Linked DNA regions of Homo sapiens: all the other regions are linked to region 1. The links are chromatin loops, found by intact Hi-C in ENCODE. Cell type or tissue: Calu3. All regions are shown on one strand. Region 1 overlaps RELN (reelin). Region 2 overlaps RELN (reelin). Region 3 overlaps RELN (reelin).

What was found. A loop is a pair of places that touch in the nucleus more often than their neighbours do. Peaks named below come from ENCODE experiments on the same cell type or tissue, not always from the same donor. Only the 100,000 strongest peaks of a DNase experiment are listed, where the experiment ranks them.
Region 2: it touches region 1 in a loop (4-fold over the local background); 3 of 110 quality-filtered maps call a loop at or near these places.
Region 3: it touches region 1 in a loop (3-fold over the local background); 5 of 110 quality-filtered maps call a loop at or near these places.

Annotation. Positions count from the first base shown.
Region 1 is chr7:103,656,919-103,664,918 of GRCh38, forward strand. RELN (reelin) reads right to left here. Exons shown (of 65, transcript NM_005045.4): 12 at 4,458-4,609. Among named protein-coding and RNA genes, the nearest start is that of SLC26A5, 210 kb to the left of the region's middle. RefSeq lists an enhancer at 3,683-4,882. In Calu3, no CTCF peak of the experiment used is centred here; a DNase peak (open chromatin) is centred at 3,783.
Region 2 is chr7:103,748,670-103,756,669 of GRCh38, forward strand. It overlaps RELN (reelin), which reads right to left. Exons shown (of 65, transcript NM_005045.4): 5 at 4,513-4,545; 6 at 757-835. Among named protein-coding and RNA genes, the nearest start is that of RELN, 240 kb to the right of the region's middle. In Calu3, no CTCF peak of the experiment used is centred here; no DNase peak of the experiment used is centred here.
Region 3 is chr7:103,731,740-103,739,739 of GRCh38, forward strand. All of the region lies in intron 6 of RELN (reelin), which reads right to left. Among named protein-coding and RNA genes, the nearest start is that of RELN, 250 kb to the right of the region's middle. In Calu3, no CTCF peak of the experiment used is centred here; a DNase peak (open chromatin) is centred at 3,772.

The sequences.
Region 1 (8,000 bases):
GCCAAGAAAGGTTATATAATGTGCCCATAGTCCCAAAGTAAAGCATGTCTTTAATGTTATTCTGTTTGACTTCAAACCTTTACTACCACTCAATAGGTAAGTCTTGGAGGATGGTTTTTGCAAAGCATTGAAATCTGGCATGCTACACATGTTAGGCACATGTAATTTGGCATATAATAAATATTTACTGGATTAGGTAATTTGAACTGAGAATGGAGAAGTCAAGTATGGTGACAATGTATATCTCATCCTAATAATGTTTACTGTTCAACAACCTGTGGAGAAAAATCTTATGATTTTGACATTTATATCATATATTCAAGCATTTCCTTACATGCTTCAGTGTTATGATAAATACAGCTACTAAAGCCATTGTAATTGATGGTCTCTGGAGAAAAAATCCACGTGAAAATGAAATTCCTAATAGAAAACAAAACTTTTAAATTGAGGATTATATATAAATACGTATATATGACAATATATACATATAAGGATATTTATAATTATATATTAAGGATTTACCAAAAAAGGACAAAAAAGGTGAATAATCACAGGCAGTGTGGGTTTAGTGCACCATACCTAATGACGCAGGCACTGAACTATCAGTTTTCTCTAATTTCATTCATCTGTTTTCTGTAACTTCTCTCTGCTCTCTTAAGAACAGTTCATGAACTGCATCTGCCCTTCAGAGATAACTGAAACACACGTGAGAGCCACACCCAGCCCAGAATGGCAGAAGAAAAAAGTCCTAAAGGAGCCAAGACTTTAAAATGATGACAGATTTTATCTGAAAGATTCTTCCGGGAGCAATTTATAGTTCTGTGAAGTGTCAATGACAGCAGCTTCTACAGGGAGATATGGATTCTTCTTCAGCTTCATAGCCTTTGGCACCTTGTGGAAAGGTGTGACTCAGAGGCATCTTGTACAGAAATTAAGGTGCAGGAAGATTTCAATAAAAACAAACGGGGCAGTCAGTTTTAAAATATTTTAAATATTGTTTTAAGTCATTTTTAAAGAATAATAATAGGCAGTAAACTGTGTTGTGCTGCCCTAATTGCAGTAAAAATTCAGAGAAAAGGGTACAATGTGAGCTAAAAGAGCTGGGCATATAGCAGATGCCTAGTAAATATTTGTTGGAGGAACAATAAACAAATACACGAATGAGTTGATGTCTCTTAGGTTATTTTTTGTCTAATACACTGCATTCTGGTTCTAAGAACAGTGCTCTGTACTGGTCCTCAATGAATGTGTTGAATACGTCAATATATGAATAAAGAAAATAGACGTTGAACTGAACTTTGAAAGTTGAGCAAGTTTTCCAGAAATATGCTCACAGCAGACTGATGTGAACCAAGGGCAGAACATATAGTCAGGGCCTGAGAGGGAGAGACTGTGATGTAATCCAGATTAACAATCAGTCTGATTTTCCTAAGGTACTGTATTTAGTGAGGGGCTACTTATAACTATCTCATTCTAAATCTCTTTCCATATGGCTTTATCTCCCATCAGCCAAGAAAGTTTTAAAGTGTTTTCTATAGGTCCAGTCCTATCCTATCTATCCTGCCCTATCGTATCCCACCATATTCCATCCTACCATAACCTACCCTATCCTTACTCTACCCTATGCCACCCTACCCTATCCTATCCATCTATCCCATCCTAAAAACACCTTTCCTGGGTGCTGCTGTTCCCTCAAGATCTGGCCACCATTTCTTTTCTTCTCTCTACTGATAAAACTCTTGAAGTAGCCATCCTCCTCTTTCAGTGACACATTTTTATTTTTATTTTTAACTCCATGTATTATACTTGGGCTTTCCAGGCACCACACCATTGGGGAAACTCCCTCCAAAGTCACTGGTGGCCTCTCAGCCCTTATCCTGGTTGATCTCTCTCTCTCTCTCTCTCTGGCATTCCTTACACTGTTGATCATCTCCCTGCCATTACCCCCAAACCACTGTCTTCCTTCCTCCTGTAGGCTCCAATGACACCTTCCACCCACCTCTGTTTATGTTCTTTCTCAGTCTCCTTTACTACTATTTTCCCCTCTACTTATACCTAGATGAGGGTTCTCCCTAAGAATTGTTTGTCTTATGCTACCTTCTGCTTGGGAGAACATAGCAGTTCTAGTGGCTCCAGTTATCACCTGCATATGGATGATTTTCGAATCTGATTCGAATTCTGAATAGAATTTCTCCCTTCATATGGCATTCCAGAAACCTGATCTTAACATAAGCAACATCAAAATATTCTATTCCACACTTACTCTCTTATACATATATTTCTTTTCTAAATCTAGCAACCCTGCCCTAACTGATCTCTTGCCCTTTAATTTCTGATTATTTCAATCTTCCATCATACTCCTGCTAGAATTACTTTTCTAAAACACAGGTGATAATGTAATGCTGAACTAACAGGAATTTTCTGATAGCTCCACACTACCTAGAGAAAGAAAATCCAAACTCCTTAGTAGGAATTAAAGAAAACACTATTCTGGTTCCAATTTGCTTTTCTAGTTCCATCTTACGTGCTTCCACTTATCTATATTGGGAAAATCACCCAGCCCCAAACATATGACATACCTTTATTCTTGTGCCCTTTTTTCATAATGGCTTAGCTTGGAATTCTCTTCCTTAAATTTAAATCATGCCCATCCTTCAAGGGTGAGTTCAAATGCCATCTCCTTCATGAAGCTTTACCCTAATCCCTCCACTGCAATTACAGCTTCCTCTATACTCTCATAGCATTTCATTCCATTACAGCACACTGCATTCTACCTTATAGTCAGATGGTACTTGTGGGTGGGAACTCAGATTAATTTTTATATCAATAACAACAGAGATATACTGAGTCTAAATATTTATTTGGCAGTTTTGAGTGCTTTTCATACATTAACTCATTTGACCAGCAACTCTGTGATTTAGGTGACATTATTCTCCCCATTTGTATTCTCCATATATCCTGGCTTAAGGCTCTATATTCAGTAGGCATTCCTTACTGTTTTAATTGAATGAAGAGGCTTTTACTTGGGATAATGTACTTCTTTGGGCTCACTCAAATCAATTCCCCATCATAGTAATACTGTTTTAATTCATTGATTAATAATATGCTTTGTTCCAGAAAAAATTAAAGATTAATCTTATATAAAGACAATTATATAAAGGAACTTATATAATGATGACTTAATCTCATATAAATCACCAAATATGGTTAATTTATTATAATAAAATCAAAATATGGTATGAAATACATTGTGTCAAAAATGGGGAAAAGGGAAAAAACTTAAATTAGGCTGGCATACTAAATGTTTATTACAACTTTTTTGGAGGAGGGCTTAAGGTTTTCCAGGAATCCCTTTTGATAAAATGAGAGCCAGTTTGAATTCTAATTATGTAAAGAAAATGAGCTCTGGGCCTTTAAATAGACAAACCAGTTCAGAGTGAAGGTGAGGTTGTCCTTAAATGTGAGACTATATTACTTTATTTTATATGCACAATTTCTCTGTTATCAAACACATAATTATGGAAAATGAGTTAGCATCACATAGGTAATATGCTTGAGAGCATGATACAATCTGAGGTTTCCCATGCAACCCTGAGCTGTATGATTATCAAAAAGGTGAAGTGAGGAATACAAGAGAAATAAATCGTCAATGCTGAAGTTAGACTCAGGAGATCTGTTTGTCCTGATGAACTGACATCTTTGCTAGTAAGTTCAAAGGTAGACAGTGTTTATTTCCTGTTTCACTTCCAGATATTGCCTGTGCTTTTCCAGTCACTCAACAAAGAAGGCATGTGACACCTACTCACATTTCTGGAATGACATCAGTGAGAGAATATGTAACTGTGGCTCTTGTTGACTAAAAGGATTAACTTTGGAGGTCACAAAGTTCAACCTTCTAACTCCTTTTTGGGTAATTTTCCAACTATCTTTATTTGCTCTACAATACTTTGAAGAAAACTATAACTTATGAACACATGTTTTTCTTAATGTGTTTGCAAACATATTAGAAAATAGAGAGTATTATTAAAGTATTAACCTAAATTTCTCAGCTTCCTACTACAAAAGAGTTATGCAATGATGAGATATTCATGAAAACAAAGGCTCACCTTGATGACTATTTTTGGGGGGAAGCTGGGAAAAAGAAATCGCTTTGTTTTAGCTTATCTCTCATTGTCTTTTCAGCTATGACCATGGAGGGAGAGGTGGAAGGAAGGTATTATGGCATTTCTTCTTCAGGCCTCATCATGGCAAGCCATGACTAGATCTCTTTAGGTTGGCTCCAGCGGGGCTGGCCTGAAACACGGGGGAGTACCACAGGCTTCTGCTCTGTCTGGAGAGCTCACGTTTCATGAATTTTCATTTTACGTAGTTGACAACAAACAATCTTACTTCCTCAGGAATAGGTGCTGGCCTAGGATTTGCCCCACGGTGAACAAAGTTTGTGAAAATGTACTTACCCATCACAAAGTAAAACCTCAGGTTCCCATAACCGGTAGTGTCCATGGATGGAGTGCATAATTTCCTCTCTCCATCTTTGAGGAAGACCATTGATAAGCCTGATTCTATCGTTCCACATTCTGTACCAATGACAGCTCCCAAGACATCCCATCTAAAAAAAAAGGGGGATTAAGAGTTAGAGTTAGAATATTAAGCCAAATCTTTATAAAGAATAACATTTAGTTTTTAGTGAGGGACACTTACTTACTTAGTAATGAATAATTCTGAAATAAAGATATGGCACTTTATTTAGGCAATGATTAAACTTTAAACACAAATTTTAGGTAGTGAATACACTTTAAACACATTACATTCACAGTTATAGTTTTCCTGTAGAGGGATGAATTTAATCAATCTTGTATACGGTGTGTCTACTTGTGATCAGAGCCATGCTCCAGACTGAGATACTTTTCATTCTTTAAGTACTTATAGTTGAGTTGGGAAATCAATGAACTAAGGAAACAGTGAATTATAAAAGACAGACTCATAATATAAATACTTGTATGATGTTTTACCTATTGAAAATAGTAATAAAATGAAAAGTCATAAGAATTGGCAAAAGTCTAGCAAGTTTTCAAAAAGGAGATGGGATTTAAACTGGGTCTCATCAAACAGGTAATTGGATATGTAGAAGAGAATAAAAATAGCTGGCTTTTATTGAGTGCTAACTACCTGGCCAGATCCTTTTCTAGGGCCTTTACACATTAAAGTCATTTAATTCTCACAGTGACCCTATGAGGTAGTCACCATTACTACCCCAATTTTAGATGAAGAAACTGAGATGAAGAGAGGTTAAGAATGACTAGCAAAGGAAGAGGACAGTATTCAAAGCCATGCAGTGTGACTCCAGAGCCTATGCTCTTACCACAGTTGCATAATGTGTTGACGAAATCACATGACTATAGGCTAAGAAATGGGAATGACCAGCAGGCATGGTGGCTCACACATGTAATCCTAGTACTTTGGGAAGCCGGGGTGGGCGGATCACGAGGTCAGGAGATTGAGACCATCCTGGCTAACAGGGTGAAACCCCATCTCTACTAAAAATACAAAAAAATTAGCTTGGTGTGGTGGTGCATGGCTGTAGTCCCAGCTACTCGGGAGGCTGAGGCTGGAGAATGGTGTGAACCCAGGAGGCAAAGGTTGCAGTGAGCCAGCTGAGATTGCACCACTGCACTCCAGCCTGGGTGACACAGCGAGACTCCGTCACAAAAAAAAAAAAAAAAAAAAGAAACGGGTGACACTATTAACAGTGCAGAAATCAATAGACCTTGGTGGAGGATGTGTGTTAGGGGAGAGTAAAAAATACATTTGAATAGTACAGTGGAACAAATCCATGGAGAGTTTGGAAAGAGGGGAGTTCAGACTCTATTTAGTAGACACTCAGTGATATTTCTAAACTGCATACATGATTACATCTCTCCTTTGTTTAAAGTCTTTCAGGGGCTCCCCCATTGCTATCTGGACAAATTCCAAGTTCCTTAATGCAGAACATGCAGTCCTTCTTGGCCTGGCCCAAGAACATTTCTAGCACAATCTCTCGCCTTGTACCATGTCTCTTCTGCCTTGTACCCAAACTCTTTTGCCATACAATGTGAATTCAAAGTCACTAAAACATTCTGTCAGCCCTCTGAATCTTAACTTTTTGTCTATCAAACAAACTCAGGGTCATTCTTTAAGATGTCCTTGAAATATCAAACACCTTTCTGTACAGTCTTTCCCAAACTTCCTGGCTCCTCCTACCCAGCCCCACCACTCCATCTCAGACTGTTAGATTCTTCCTTTGTGATCTAATTTCTCCCAGTACACTGCCATTGTTTCTTTACATGCCTTTCTTTATTCCTGATATGTCAGCTCCTAAGACAGGATCTGCGTCTTATTTTTGTGTCCTGAGACCCTAGCACAGTGTTCAATGCCCAGCAGATCCTCAATAATTCTTGTTGAGCGATGGCGGGATTAAGGGATTCCATCTTCAGAAAATAAATGAAACCTGTAGAGTTTCCTGACTGTATCCTGTCCTCACTTTCCTCTGCTTTCTCTAGTCACATCCTTGCCCTGTCCTCTGAGACAATTCATGCCATTAGCACAAATTGGCACAAACTGGAAAGCAGCCTTTTCAATTGGCACATTGGGAAACACCCTCTTCTTCTCCCGACCACACGTCAGGCAGGTCTGACCACCACTTCCACTCAAAGTCCCCTTGTACTTGTACTTAATGCCTACTGCTACTATTGCTGCCAGGCTTAGGCTTTGGTACTGAATCAACTTACAGTCATAGCTCTGATGGTTCAGCCTCCTCTTCCCCTTAGATATTTGCTACACCATCTGCCTGTCTAGATCCAAGCCCTGCAATGACCACCTGGTCTTTAGCTTCTCTGTTGGCCTAGGTTCTAGGCACACACTTTAAATGCCCAAAATATTCAGAGAGGTTTTCAGGTTTAGATCTCTTTTAAAGATTCGCAGGCCTAAATGGATGGTCTTATATAGAGGACTGACCTCTATGGCCCCAGGTGCCTGTTCCCTTACTCATACTCTTTCTCTACCCTTGCTACCAGTCTGTCCGATTCCTTTTCCCTCACCTTTTCAAGGCGGACCCATCTGTTGCTACCCAAGTCCCGGTTGTGTCAGTGAGAAGTGAAAACAAAGCAGAAGGTCAAAGACAGCTCCATGGTTAGGGGAACACGTATTTATAGCACACCACATTCAAGAGGACTCTGAAGCTAGTCAAACAAAAACCTTCCAATACATGTTGGCTATAACAGAAGTCATAAACTGGTGTTTGGGGGAATGACCATAAACTTTTGATAGACATTTAGGTCATTTCTATCTTTTTTGTTATTATTAACAATGCTATATAAAAGGTCCTTGTGTGTTTACATATGCATGTGGGAATTTCCCCATCAGCCTTTCTTAACTGGTGTCTGTGAGAGAAATGAGTCCTAATGCCCCAAGGCACCCATTATATTAGTGAATTGCTTTTTCTCCTTTGTCTCTAGAATCACAGGTGCACCAGCTTTAGGAGAATTGAGGGCATAGCCAGATCATTTTCTGTGTTCTGGGGTTATCACGAAGGAATCTCTGCTGAGAAAGGCTGGTAGAGTATATATCTAGAAGTGGAGTTGCTGGGCAACGTGGTACTTCATTATTGCTCTTCAAAATTGTTGGATAAATTTATGTTTCCACCAGGAGGGTAGAAGGTTCCTGTTTCCCCACAAGCTTGCCATCACTTCATTTTGTCAAGCTTTTAAAATTTGGCCTATTAGATGATTATGAAATTTTATCTCAACTTTGCATTTACATGATTAGTAGTGAGGCTAAATATATTTTCATGTTTATTGGCCAGTTGGGGTCACTCTTATCTTGAGTTGCCTATTTATGTCCATTTTGTATTAGGATCACTCTTTTCTTTCTCTCACTTTCTTATGATTTGAATTCTTTATATATTCCAGGTAGTAATCTTTTCTTGACTATCTGTATTGTACTTTTTTTCACTTTGTTTATGT
Region 2 (8,000 bases), 92 kb after region 1:
CAAGGATGAAATGATTATTTTCTTTTTAGTCTTGAGTATTACATTACTTGAACTTAGTTTACATTAGAGTTGCTAATTTATCTTGAACTCTTCTGTCCAAACAAAAAACATTTAGTATAATAGAAAATCCAAATTCAGATATTGTTCCAAATTATGCAAATTGATTTTCATTGTAACTCTGGGTCGATAGACCTATTTCTTCAAAGTCAGCAAAAATGCAACAGATTGCCAACAAATTCATGCATCCATTTATGTATTAGACAAGCTTTTAATGAGTGAATTTTGGCTCATTATTTATTTCCCCTCAAAAATCCCACAGAGTTACACTTAAACAGCTTTTGAAGGAAAGACTGGAGTATACATAATGAGTTGACCTAATAATTTAGAAATTATTTGGAAGTATGACTCAAATCATTTGTCATTTCAGATAAACCATTTCCCTTCTTTGCTTGGCATAAATGAAATTATTAGACATATAATAGCATAATATTTTCTATGTAAGGATATTGCAAAACTGAAAAAAAAAATCTAACCACACTCATGGCTTTGAGGAGAACCTGGATTCAGTTCTTAAAGAAGTCAAGTAATAGACATTATATGCAGTCTACATTAAGCCCAGTTCCATAGCTTAACAAGTCTCACTGATAGCTTAGCACTAAAGATCAACTTAATTTTAAGTAACTGCTCCTTAAAGGAGCAGTCAGCATCATTTGTTACATTAAGCAAACCAAAGTGAGGAATGTTCCTGTAACTTACCATATATTTGGATTTAATTGCAGTTGGTGGTAGGAGTCAAAGTCATCTCTCAGGATAATGCTGTCACTATGTATTTCAGCTAAAAGAAAAAGGAAGTATTTAGGAAAGAAATATACTACAACAGTACATTTAGCTAAACACAAGTGCCAACATGCTGTATTTATGAAGAATAATGTATCCTAAAACTAAATTTTAAATGAGCAGTTGATTATATTTGCTTTGTCCCTCAAACTACTAAGGGACAAGGGTAAAAAGCTCTGCGGTTTAAACACCTAGAAGTTGGGAAAACCAAAGACCCCAAAAGGAAATCTATGAAGCTATCACTAGGCAGGCAAGGCAGGAAGGCCAAAATCAGCACCAACCTACAAGGAGAGGCTATTCGGGACTTGTCTTCCTTCAGTATGTCTTGGCTGTGTCCCTACCCAAATTCCATCTTGAATTGTAGTTCCCATAATCCCCATATATCGTGGAAGGGACGGTGGGAGGTAATTGAATCATGGGGGCAAGTTACTCTCATGCTGTTCTCATGACAGTGAGTTCTCATGAGATTTGATGGTTTTTTTTTATTTTTTGAGACAGAGTCTCGCTCTGTTGCCCACGCTGCAGTGCAGCGGCATGATCTTGGCTCACTGCAACCTTAGTCTCCTGGGTTCAAGCAATTCTCCTCTTTCAGCCTCCTGAGTAGCTGGGATTACAGGTGCCTACTACCATGACTGGCTAATTTTTATATTTTTAGTAGACGGGGTTCCGCCATGTTGGCCAGGCTGGTCTTGAACTCCTGACCTCAGGTGATCCACCTGCCTCGATCTCCCAAAGTGCTGGGGTTACAGGCGTGAGCCACTGTGCCCAGCTGAGATTTGATGGTTTTATAAGGGGCATTTCCCTCTTTTGCTCGGCACTTCTTGCTGCCACCATGTGAAGAAGGACGTGTTTGCTTCCCCTTCTGCCACAATTGTAAGTTTCCTAAGGCCTTCCCAGCTATGCTGAATTGTGGGTCAATTAAACCTCTTTCTTTTAAAAATAACCCAGTCTTGGGTATGTCTTTATTAGCAGCGTGAGAATGAACTAATATATCCATATTTCAACATATACTCATCCATGGCTTCCAAGAGACTGCCCAGACAGCGTCAGTGTCTAATTCACTTTAAAGCATGGAATTGGATAGAACATTCTGGCTATTTATTCTCAGCTAAAATTGCTGTAATCTACTAACCCATTTTTTCTTCTCTTTCCCACTATCCTTCTTGCCCTGGCTTGCTTTCTCTCCTTCCCTATATTCACTCATCTTTTACTGAATGTTTTTAAATTTGTGAACTTTTTTTCTCTTTCAGAACTGCATAAGAGAATTTATCTATATAAGTAAAATTCCTAAATAAAATCAATTTAGAAGTCAGGAGGAATGCCAGGGAGCCATACATGGTTTTAAATATATTATCACTACACATTTGAGGTATATTGAATACCTATTTTTAAGTTCTAGAAGAACTTTGGGCATGTCAAGTGCAATATTTTCACCAACTGTAGAGTTCATATTTCTGCTGAATAGATGATGAATAAGTAAACTCACTTTCATGGCTGGCTACGGTGTAAGTGTGCTTATTTTAAAGGTTGTGTGAGAAATGATAATTATTTCTATTCATGTTGTAAAAATTAATTTAGTACTTTAACAATGCTCTCATCTGATTCATGGTTTGCTTAGGAAGTTTGTTCCAGCTACTCTAACTTCTTTGGGTCTTGACAATTTTGTTTGAACTAGCTAACAGACTGTCTTTTGGAAAAATTAAAATAATATCTGATTAACAAAAAACTCTCATAACTTTTTCTTTTAAAGGTGATATTTTTATGTTTTTTAGGCTCACTCAAATATAATTCTCTGAAATCACTGGGTAATTAAAATTACTTCCCAATATCAGGAAGCATAATTTCACATTCTCTTTGGTGACATCCCCAGCCATGGCAGTCCTTGCCTCCTTTATACCAGGTAGGCCAGCAGGCAAGCACGTAATGAAGTCATGGAAACCAGTGAATCAGCATGTACTGAGAGGACTGGATGCTCAGACGCGAAGCCTCAGGCATGAGAACAGGGAGAATATGGATATACACTGGAGAGAACGCTGTGATGTATTCTGTGCATGGGAGTGATTTAATGATTCCTCTGAGCGATGAGATGCAGTGCCTCAGATGCCTACAGGGTACAGCTCTCTCAGATACCCAATCTGGCCGAGACTTGGCTGGGCCACTGCGGGTCACCAGCCTGTCTTGGCTGCCAGAAGGCATGCTTCTAAGCGCTTGCATTTGTCTGCCAAATAAGAGGAGCCCCAAGCTGTAGCATTACATAAAAGTAGAGCTTCTCAAGGCAGATTTTCCAAAGAGGAAAAATAAATTAATTGGGTTTATAGGTTGAAAGGAAAAGCCCAAGAGACAAATAACTGACCTATCTAGAAAGTCCCATAGTGAAAGACATTTGAAAAGGCTGCAACCAGCTAGGATGATTTCTTTTCATTCTTATTAAATACTATAGTGTAGGAAATTGCTTTTAAAATAAATCTTCACTGACACAAATGAGAAAATTAACGCTTAAAGATCACTTGTTTTCTAGAGACTTTTTTATTTACAAAGGCAATGGGTAAGCCTCATTGGATACCTGTTTGTGTATTGATTTACTTCCAAACACCACTATATTATTTACCATACACTTTATGAAAACAAAATCATTTATTCCTTATACCAACCCTATGAGATAGATACTATTATTAATTCTACTTTGCAGATGAGAAAACTGAGGCACAGAGAGGTTAAGTAACTTGCTCAATATTGTGTGGCTAGCAAGTGGTAAAAGTGAGATAAACCCAGGCAGTTTCCCAGAATCTGTGATCCTAACCACTATATACCCTGCCTCAAGAACTGTGGGCCACTAAGAGCATGACATTATGAAAAATCCATGGTGCCATTTTAAGAAGCAGGTATTTATTTAAACAGTCTCATTTCAATTTTTTTTTAAAGAAACAGGATCTTGCTCTGCTGCCCAGGTTGGAGGACAGTGTCACAATCATAGCTTGCTGCAGCCTTGAAATCCTGGTTTACATGATCCTCCCATCTCAGCCCCCAAAGTAACTAGGACTCCAGGTGCACAACCACCACACTGACTAATTTTTAACATTTTTTTTTGGTAGAGATGGGGGTCTTGCTCTGCTGCCCAGGCTGGTCTTAAACACCTGGTCTCAAGTGATCTTCCCACCTCAGCCTCCTAAACTGTTGGGGTTACAGGCATGAGCCACCATGCCCAGCTTCAGTTCAATTTTTAAAGAAATGACAAAATAATTTCTTTTTCTTAACAATTCAGTACTAATTTGAGCATAAATCCCAAATCTTAAATGACTTCAGTTCTTCCACATTCATGGCTTCTTGCCCACTAGCTCCATGCTCTAATATTTATGATGGGCATCTAGTATTATGAGGGACTCTGGGGAAAATTAAGCATTAGAATGCAAAAGCTTACACTCAATAGGATCTCAGGGCTGAGGGTACTAACAGGTGTGAAAGTTCCTGCATGAGCCCCCCGCTGGGCAGCATGAATGTTTCCTCAAGGAGGTTCTGTGTTCAAGTATAATCCGTACCCAAGTCCAATTTCAGTGACTGATCAATGATCAGAGAGGACAGCTTCCTTGCCTCTATAACATCTGCTCGTATAGCCAGAAAAGCCAAACAAGTAGATCAAGTACTAAAGTTAATGACATCAGAGTCTTAAACACTTACCTAGATGTGGGTGCACAGTGACATCTGTTGGAGCTGAATCAAGAGAGGAAAGAAGAAAGACAACTGATCAGGAATGAAAGCAAAATCCAGTAATAAAGAGTCACAACACAGTTATAAAACTTAAGTCACATTAAGCAAATCAAATGGCTACAGACTTTTTAGTCTTTTTAGGAGTTTCTGGAACCCTTGAAAAAATAGAAGACAATAAATTTAATGATCTTGTATTTTGTGCCAACACTTATTGGTTAAATCAGAGAAGAGTTTTGCAAAGATTCACTGAATTGTTAGCTCTAATTAAAGATTTTCTTGAAACAAAAGGAATACTTGCCAATTATCCAATAATGAATAACAAAAACCTGGCACAATGATATACATTCTCTCACCAGTATCACAGTGCATATGAACAAGCCAAATCTGAAGCTTCAAGGAAAACAAGGGTTTATTTGCAAACTAGCTGGAAAAGTAGGAAAATTTATGTTGAAATTGAAACTTTGAAAATACAAATTAATAATGGTTTTACACATGAATTTCCTAACGTGAATTGTGTCTCCAGAAGATTTTAACTGTAATTTCCAGTATCTTCTAAATTGTCTGCAAAAACCTACAAGAAAAATTTGAAGAATGTCTTGATGTTAATTATTTTAGACTTGCTTTTCAATGTATGCAATATTTCTGTGAATTCCATGTTAATAATACTATGCTGACACAAGAATAATACTTGGACATAGTTTTGAAACTGATATGTTTTTGCATTAAAGGTAAATCAGCTCTTCTAATAAAAATGAAAACATTTTGTCAAGGTGGATCTGGACATTAAAGGAAAATGATTTTTGATACTCAATTCAGTTACTGGAAGATCTTTAAGCAGGTAAGAAACACTGGGTATGTGGATCTACATTTCAATTGTCAATTTTATGAACTCTTAATACAGGCCAAATATTTCTTAAGATGTGCTATAAGTGTAAAGTACATACTAGATTTTGGAGATTTAGTACACAAAATGTAAAATATCTCATTAATAGTTTTAAATTGACCACATTATATCCAAATGTTTAATATTTTACATATTCTGTGTTAATAAAATACACTATTAAATTAATTTCATCTATTTCTTTCCATTTTATAGATGTGACTACTAGAATATTTAAAATTGCACACGGGGCTTACATTATACTTCTATTAGTGCTGAACTACAGCTAGGAGGGACATTTGTACTGTATATCAATTAGGAAATCGTTATCAAGCAGGAGGTGGTGGAGTTACAAAAGGAAGACCGAGTCACTCAGAGAGAATGTAAGGTATAAAGTGAGGCTGAGAGAAGTAGCTCATGCCTGTAATCCCAGCACTTTGGGAGACTGAGGCAAGAGGATTACTTGAGGCCAAGAGTTTGAGACCAGCCTGAGCAATATAGTAGGAGACCTCGTCTCTAAAAAAAACATTAAAAATTAGCTGGGCATGGTGGTGCACGCCTGTAGTCCTAGCTACTCAGGAGGCTGAGGCAGGAGGATCACCTGAGGCCAGGAGTTTGAGGATGCAGTGAGCTAGAAATGCAACATCACACTCCAGCCTGAGCAAGAGAGTCAGACCCTGTCTCTAAATAAATAATAAAAAGAAAGAAGTGAAATGCACAGTCAAATATATATTTAACGGACAGGTGGAAGAAGACAAGCTAGCAAAGGTGACTGAGTTAAAGTGCATTCCATTAAGGAAATAAGAAAAAGAGTTTTAAGAGCTAAGAGAGTTGAAGGAGAGGCCAAAATAATCCTAATAAAGCTGATATCTACGAAGAACATCCTGCTATTAAGGCACTGTGCTAAGGAGTGTCTATAGATGAACTCAGGGATTTTGGCCTCAGAGTCTAGACTCAACAGCTGTGCAGACTGCTCTTTCAAGAAGGTTAGCTGCAAAGGTGAGAAATGAGATCTTATATGGAGATGAGGACCGAAGGGATTTTTTTGTTGTTTGTTTTGTTTCTTAAGATATTATGATAGTGGCCGGGCCCGGTGGCTCATGCCTGTAATCCCGGCACTTTGGGAGGCTGAGGTGGGCGGATCACGAGGGCGGATCACGAGGTCAGGAGATCGAGACCATCCTGGCTAACACAGTGAAACTCCGTATCCACTAAAAATAAAAAAATAAAAAAATGGCCAGGCGCAGTGGCTCACGCCTGTAATCCCAGCACTTTGGGAGGCCGAGACGGGCCGATCACGAGGTCAGGAGATCGAGACAATCCTGGCTAACACGGTGAAACCCCATCTCTACTAAAAATACAAAAAATTAGCCGGGCGTGGTGGCGGTCGCCTGTAGTCCCAGCTGCTCAGGAGGCTGAGGCAGGAGAATGGCGTGAACCCAGGAGGCGGAGCTTGCAGTGAGCTAAGATCGCGCCACCGCACTCCAGCCTGGGGGACAGAGCGAGACTCTGTCTCAAAAAAAAAATAAAAAAAATAAAATAAATAAAATAAAATAATTAAATAACATAAAAAAATTAGCCAGGTGTGGTGGCGGGTGCCTGTAGTCCCAGCTACTCAGGAGGCTGAGGCAGGAGAATGGCGTGAACTTGGGAAGCGGACTTGCAGTGAGCTGATCGCACAACCGCACTCCAGTCTGGGGGACAGAGTGAGACTCCACCTCAAGAAAAAAAAAAAAAAAAGATATCATGATAGTTTACCATGCCTAACGTTAGCTATATTGCAAAAGGGATTCTCTGTATTCATGTTATAAAGTGTTAAAAAGAAAAGAAAAACCCTGTCTACACAGTATGGAACTTTTCAAATTATTTCACAGGTTGTGAAATAAACTGGTTAAATTAAATGTAGGAAAAGTTATGACAATTATTAATTAGAAATATTTACTATGCAATACAATAATTAGATATGTATAACAAAATATCTGCAGAAATATTGTTGCCTACTTTACATTAAATGACTTTGGTGACTAAGGCCTCAACTCAATAAAGGGAATGAGTTATAAAATGCTTTACTTTAAATTGTTTATTGAAATGGACATCTACCTTTGCTAAATTATCTGGACACATGGAAGCTTTCACTGAAACATATACATCACAATCAGCAGGAGAGGGCCATTTTAGAAAGACCCACTGAGTCAGAATCTCTGAGGGTGGAGGCCCGGAAGTTGTATTTTTTAAAACCTCCTTGACCGATTCTGATAGAAAGCCAGATTTAAAATTCACTGGTTTAAACTACACAATCCACTGCTTATTTTTATAGCATGCTGAACTGTTCTCTGTGTTAAGTACTCATCTTTGCTCTGAAGAAGAAATAGGCTCCTCAAAAGCAGAAAATATGTCCACCCAAGACATAAGCCAAAGCTGGTAATAGTGTCTCAATAAATAATAAATTGATTTGAAAGCTACTCCTTAGTTGTAATATATTTTATGATATTTCAGAAAATAATTGAAGATCCAAACCTTTAAAAAATGCCAGAATAGACACATAACATTGTCCAAAAGTCCTTTATTATAAGTGGTC
Region 3 (8,000 bases), 75 kb after region 1:
TGGAGCAAAGTGGACACCTTCCACTGCTCTATAAAAACCTAATGTAAGCCACTTTTTTCATTTTCCACTTCTAATGGTTGCATTAAAAAGAAACATTAATTTTAACAAGATGTTTTATTTAACTCAATATATTCAATTATATTTTCACATGTAAGTAATATAAAAATTATTAATTACAATGTTTACATTTTTAAATACTGTCTTCAAATTATGGGGTGTATTCTATGCTTACAGCACATCTCAATTCAGACTAGCCACATTTCAAGTGTTCCACAGCCGTATGTGACTAGTGCCTACCATGTTGGACAATACAACTCTAGAGAATTAGAGGGCTTGGAAACTGCCTGCTTTTTAGTTACACTGAAAATTGGAGATGATCAGCTGAACTTTCAGAGAAAGGAGATTGGGACTGATATGACAGTTTAGGATATAGTTGAAATCATGGGAGTGTATATCTTTAGGGTCCTCGGGATAAGGGAGGATATACAAAGTAAGAAGAGAAAAGGTCCAAGAATGAATCCCTGGGGAACAATCAGATTGCCCATGGGCTAGTTTCTGGAAAGCTCAAACCATCATCATAATCCTTCAGTGTGTATCAATCCAAGTGTATCTCCATTTACTTCCCCATAATTATTGGTGGTGGGGTTCATTTCTATGCATGTTCTTAATCTGTGCTGCCCATTAAGGTGATCTTCCTAATATTTTTTTCTATCAATAAAGTATTGTACAACTACACATATGAATGCCATTATGATAAAGGGAAAGATAAATCATAATTTCATGATGAACACAATGATCCTAATGGAGACAAGGCAAGACCGTACAGAAGGCAACTGGTGGTCATGGCTTCCAAGAAGAGAATAGTGATCCATGTGAAAGACGAGATGAATTTTAAAAACTTATGGATATAAATAAACATTCAAATTCCAAGGAAAGTAATTCCTGGCTTACCCCAGAATTTGAAACAATACTTAAATGCATAAGTGCTCTTTCAGTCCTACCCTCCTCACTTTCTCAGAATGCCTCTGTGTCTAACAATTTAACTTGGTTGAGTGCAGTGAGGTATTTAACCCCCAAAAATGTTCTCTATAAGTAGGTTGCGAAAATTTTCTCCCATTTGTAGGTTGCCTGTTCACTCTGATGGTAGTTTCTTTTGCTGTGCAGAAGCTCTTTAGTTTAATTAGATCCCATTTGTCAATTTTGTCTTTTGTTGCCATTGCTTTTGGTGTTTTAGACATGAAGTCCTTGCCCATGCCTATGTCCTGAATGGTAATGCCTAGGTTTTCTTCTAGGGTTTTTATGGTTTTAGGTCTAACGTTTAAGACTCTACAATGAACTCAAACAAATTTACAAGAAAAAAACAAACAACCCCATCAAAAAGTGGGCGAAGGACATGAACAGACACTTCTTAAAAGAAGACATTTATGCAGCTAAAAAACACATGAAAGAATGCTCATCATCACTGGCCATCAGAGAAATGCAAATCAAAACCACAATGAGATACCATCTCACACCAGTTAGAATGGCAATCATTAAAAAGTCAGGAAACAACAGGTGCTGGAGAGGATGTGGAGAAATAGGAACACTTTTACACTGTAGGTGGGACTGTAAACTAGTTCAACCATTGTGGAAGTCAGTGTGGCGATTCCTCAGGGATCTAGAACAAGAAATACCATTTGACCCAGCCATCCCATTACTGGGTATATACCCAAAGGACTATAAATCATGCTGCTATAAAGACACATGCACATGTATGTTTATTGTGGCATTATTCACAATAGCAAAGACTTGGAACCAACACAAATGTCCAACAATGACAGACTGGATTAAGAAAATGTGGCACATATACACCATGGAATACTATGCAGCCATAAAAAATGATGAGTTCATGTCCTTTGTAGGGACATGGATGAAATTTGAAATCATCATTCTCAGTAAACTATCTCAAGAACAAAAAACCAAACACCACATATTCTCACTCATAGGTGGGAATTGAACAATGAGATCACATGGACACAGGAAGGGGAACATCACACTCTGGGGACTGTTGTGGGGTGGGGGGAGTGGGGAGGGATAGCATTGGGAGATATACCTAATGCTAGATGACGAGTTAGTGGGTGCAGCGCACCAGCATGGCACATGTATACGTATGTAACTAACCTGCACAATGTGCACATGTACCCTAAAACTTAAAGTATAATAAAAAAAAATGTTCTCTATAAAGACCACAAGTAATCTGAAATTCTACTCTTCCTTTATGGAAAAGTTCTATGAGTTCCTAAGAACTAGGATTTCATTTGCGGGATAATGAGTGGTTCAATTTTCTTTAGGCTCAGTGCAAAACAAAAACAAAAACAAAAACTACTGTTGTTTATTGCCGACGTATAAATCTGTAACCTCACAATTAAATGTTTTCCACTTTCTCATGTTCTCAGGAAAATGTTGGGCTTTGTAAAGTTAGGTAACATATTCTTCAGAGATTTGTGGGAAGAAGGAAGTTTTCAATAATCCCAGTTAAACAGACTTCTGTTGTTCAATTTGAAAAGGAATGTGACCTCTCAACCTAAGGATCAGAAATGAATTGCTTCTCTGCCTAATAGTAAAAGTAATACTAAATGTTTCTGTAATCTAAGAATGCTTTTCCCCTTTTATATTTCCCAATATGAAAAACAGAACATAAGAATCTGACAAATACCTTGGCGTATCATATGGATTGTCCACCTCAAAAATATATTTTGCCATGAACAATATGATTAAAAGACATTTTAAGGGAAATGCTAGCAATCCTCAAAAACCATTGAAAGCTTGAACTTATTAAACCTTCTCTGAACCAATTTATCACATGCTTAGGTTCCACATGAAGCTTATCTATTACTTGAGTTTACAGATCATCAAGTGAGAGGGGACTTGAAATATCACTGCATCTCATCACTCCCTCATGATGATGAAACAGGACTAGAATTCAGGTTGCCTGATTTCTTATCCAATATTGTTTGCGTTCTGCCTAATGCAGCTAGTGAGGGAAAAATTCCAATTCTATAAAAACAATGTGCATTTCAAGGAATGTTTATCATTTTGACGGTGAACATTTATTTTGAAAATTTACAATAACTTTTCTTAAAAACTGTTTTTTCAATTATAGGGTAATTTTTTTGTTTTTCTGATAAAAATGTACAAAAAGTAGAGCGATGAGTGGACTTCATAAAAAACATTAACAGTGAATTCACTGGGCTGAAGTACACGACAATCATATTCAGTACCCCTTTGGCTATATATATTCTTAGATAATTCATCACAATCTATTTTATATGTACACCATCTCTTTTTTTTCACTAACAAAAACATAAAAGAATCAGTAAATATAAAGACTGGTACTTGCTGACCAAAAAAACTAGGATCAAACCATAAACATAAAAGAAAAAGAAAGGCTTTGAACCAGTGTTTTGTCTTCCACTGTAACAAGCTCCTTGGTAGATTGCAAGCTTGTTATTTTGTTATTAGTTCTCTATTTTTTATTTATTTATTATTCAGGTGGCTGTTTTTTTTCATGGGACAAAGTATTACATATGATGGTACCTTTGAACAGTAGAGAGTATACTTCTGAAGATATAACTGGGTTTTTTAATCCTGATTTTTAAATTATTAGGCATGAAAATATGCTCAACCACCCATTCATTGGGCACAGAGGAAGATGAAGTGAAATGTCCCTGTAGTCTGGGGTCCCCACATAGCAGTGACTCAGACGGGCTCTCAGGATGCAGGAAAGAGGAGGAGGATGAATGAGAAAATTGAGCTCCTTTGCACAACCAGAGATTTATGAATGGTTGGTGGTGACATCATCTTGATAACAATAAATAACTGAAATATTGTTTTCTCAAGAGCAGTCTAATGGCATGACTCATTCTTTTTAGATCACAGTGAAATCACTCAGCCTGTAGTCAGGTACTCTGCTGAAGCAAGTTAATCACCTAGAAACTCACTGACAGTCAGTTATCATCAAATTATCATTTGAGATACATGTAATTTGTCCCCAAGACCAAGGACATCATATTATCTCTCCATAATGTATTGCCACTGAAGGAGTCAGTGTCTGACGATCAGCTCCACCAGAAGCAATCTGGCATTCTATAAGCTTGCATTTCTGAGCCACATTCACCAGTATTTCTGAATGGAGATAGTCAGATAATTTTAACTTTTGTTCTGATTACTTAAAGTTCTTTAAAACCGAAAAAGGAAAAGAAAAGTTTCTTGTAATTTCCTGACCCAAAGATAATGTGTCTGCACCCCCAGGTACGGATCACACTGCCTGTGCTAAGAAGAATCTGAGGTGTGAACTTGCAAAGCAAGGCCAAATCAAGGAATGATGAATTCATCAAAGTAAATCAGACCTTGCCGGCCATTTGGTAGCTGGGCTGTCAGCTGACTTATTCCGAGACACTAGAACTCTTTGTACCTTCCATTCAAACCTCAACAACCAAATACTCAACTTCTGACCATATTTTACAATATAGCTGTTTTATAATAAAGAGGGCATGACCATTACACCTGTAAGCAATTTACATGATCATTTTCAAGAAATGAAAGATCAAGCTTAATTTTTTTTAAATCCTATCCTCTTTGTAAATGTGGAATCTTTTTAGAGAAACAGCAAGGAAAGTTCATTGTATAAGACTGAGAATATTACCTTCAACTATGTCATGTCTTTTTTTCTAAGGAGCTAACACATACTGTAAATGCGAAAATGACAAACTCCATTTATAGCTCATTCTTTCTCATTACTTTTCACTGAGGAAGGTAAGATAACTCTTCTTATTTCTCTAGGGAGTTAAAAAATTCGATCTCGTCTTCATTAACAGGTACGAATGACAAACGTTATTTGGGTTAAAAATAACACCTCTAAAATCTTACTACTGCACACAATATTCTGACCTCCTACTATGGTAAATTCCACTACATGCTGCTTGAAGAAATATTTTCTTACTTGTTTCAAATGTACTTGACATTTAATTCCTTTGAGTGAGCTCTTGTTTTTGCCACCTAAAGCAGAAATTAAACAAGGAAGTAATAAACCTCTAGATTCACACCTTATTTTATTAGTTGGACACCCCCTGGTTAACCTTTCTATTGTAGATGAAGCTTTTCCCTGGAGCAATTACATCATGATAGAAAAAGAGGGGAATGAGGGGGAGGAAGCTAGAGAGGAAACTCAGAGAAGAGTTTTGTAATAAGAGAAAAAAGTTATTAACAAAAGAGAAGAAAAAGTAAGAGAGAGCAGAAAGTGGTGAAGAAATCAAGAGGGAGGAGGTTAGAGAAAAAGTAGAGAAAGATTCATATATGATCAAAATAGTGAACCATTAAACTCCAAATATTAAATGATAATTCCATAACCTGAAAATGCACAGATATACGAGAGGTTCTGGCAAGGGTATGTCATCAGAGAAAATATTTATTGTGTCTGATTTTTTTCATCTATTCACCATCTCCTGTAGCCACTTGCTGTTGAGAAAATGAAAGGTTTATGCTCCCTTTCACCAGCACTGCCTTTCCGGCTCACTGCCCATGGGCGTGTTGGACACTGAGCAAAGTGGAGATACTTTTATTATCCAATTTATTTCTCAGTTGTTTGTTCATCAGTCTTACTTCTTTCTGATTACCTAGAAAATCCACTTATATTGTAGTTCTCACACTTGGCTACTAAATGGAGGAGTCTTCTGTTTTTTATTATTTATGGCATGGGGGTTGTCCAAGATACTAATGAACTATAAAGTGGTTTTACTGCTTGTTTGACTTCTTTTCGTTTGTGGGCTAAGCTATTATTAAATAAAGTTCCAGCTAGAATAACTCACCCATCATCTTGAAATCTCAGTATTTCTATACTATTTGTTCAGACAATTATGTTTCTCAAAGGAATTTTAGTAAGCCAAATCACCAATCTTTTTCCTTATTTCATATTAATTGCTCCAACAAATTAGTATTTTCAGGAGAATACCAGATGCAGCAGAGTCTGTGATCGCTATTTCCCCGGTCCTGTAATATTGTCATTTACATATGAAAATGGAAATGTTCTAGTCTTTTCTTGATTCTAGCAATCCAATGCAATGCCAATCATGGCTTTAGCTTCCTTTGTTGTAAATTGTGGACCTTTCTGTATCATTATCCAACTGATGGAGGTCTTCTTGTACCACAGGACCTGAAACAACTTTATTTGTGGCTTTCTTGATGTTTCACATCTCTGTTGGCATCACAACCCAGTCATCTAAGATGCTATTTCTGAGGAGTAACTCCTGTTCTTCCCTGATCTCTGCTGAGTAGGACATCTCTGCTATTATTATTGTTCTATCATTGTGCTGGAGGGGAAACATCTGTTGTCATCTAGTTGCCAGTTATCATTGTGTTTTTTAATAGTTCTACATTTCCCACTAGAACATCAGAGCCTGGTGATATTAGAGCTCTGGATGCCTTCTGTGATCTTCGGAAAATAAGCATTAAAGGGATAACTTAAGTAAAACAAAGATCCTCTCTGACTTTGTAATTGCTTAAAGGGTAAAACTCTTCTTGAGAAAACTAAAATCCATTCATGTTTTAGTTCCTTTGCAGTCTCTCTCTGTCTCAAGTTATGAACCAGAAATATCTCCTATGTCTTATTTTTTTCATTGCCTTTCTTCTTATTGAAATTTTTACTGAGGGAAATTTACACACAATGAGATACGCAGATCTCAGGTTCTGAAAATGCATCCATCTATGTAACCCACATCCTCTCATGATATACAACATAATCATCACCCCAGAGAGGTGCCTCATGCCCTTTACCAGTCAACTCTCTGTCCCCGAAACAACTACTGATCTTATTTCTATCATGTTAACTTTGCCTAATCTGGATTTCATACAACTGGAATGAACTCTTGGGTCTGGCATCTTTCCTTCCTTCCTTCCTTTTTTTTTTTTTTTTTTTTTTTTTTTTTGAGACAGAGGCTCACTCTGTCACCAGGCTGGAGTGCAGTGGCATTATCTCGGCTCACTGCAACCTCCGCCTCCTGGGTTCAAGTGATTCTCCTCCCTCAGCCTCCCGAGTAGCTGGGACTACAGCTGCATGCCATCATGCCCAGCTAATTTTTGTATTTTTCATAGAGACAGGGTTTCACCACGTTGGCCAGGATGGTCTTGATATCTTGACCTTGTGATCCATCTGCCTTGGCCTCCTAAAGTGTTCAGATTACAGGCGTGAGCCATTGTGCCTGGCCTGGCATCTTTTCATTCAACTTAAAATTTTTGAGATTCATCCATGTTGTTGCGACTGACAATAATTCATTCCTCTTTATTGCCGAATGTTAATAGTATTCAATTGTGTGCACATATCACTGTGGTGTATCCATCCTCCTGTTGATGAACACCTGGGATGATTCTAGTTTTTGGCTGTTAGGTATAATTATTTTTCAAAAAAATCAAGAATTTCCCCATTCACATAAAATACTGGCACTGTTTATATTATAGTGCAATAATTTAATTCATAAAAAGAAACTATGGATATGTAGTTGATGTTCAATAGTAGCTGCATAAGTAAAGTGTTAATAAAATACGACGTATTTGTGGTCCCTTACATTCTTCTGAATTTAGTTATACGAGGTTTTCCTTCCCATTTTGTTGGGGGAGGTTTTGGAGGGTTGTTGCTGTATGACTAAGACACTATTGATGCCCTCTGTCATCAGTAGTGCAGCCACATTGAACACACTTGCTAACAGCACTGGTAAAGTGGTATTCATTCATTTGTGCTCTCCCTCACCCTCTTGGGTTCAATGGCACATTGGAATTGATGCAATTCATGTTGAGCTCCAGAGGTATAGTGCTTGTGGTCCAGGGTAAAGTGCAGAAGCTTCATTCTCATCAAGGTTGAGCTACCATTATATTCACATGAAGGGATTTTGTTACTCTCTTCACTTCAAACTTCACTTCTCATCTCTCATTCAAACAAGTCAATCAGCAGCCGCTGGGGGAGTGGGGAT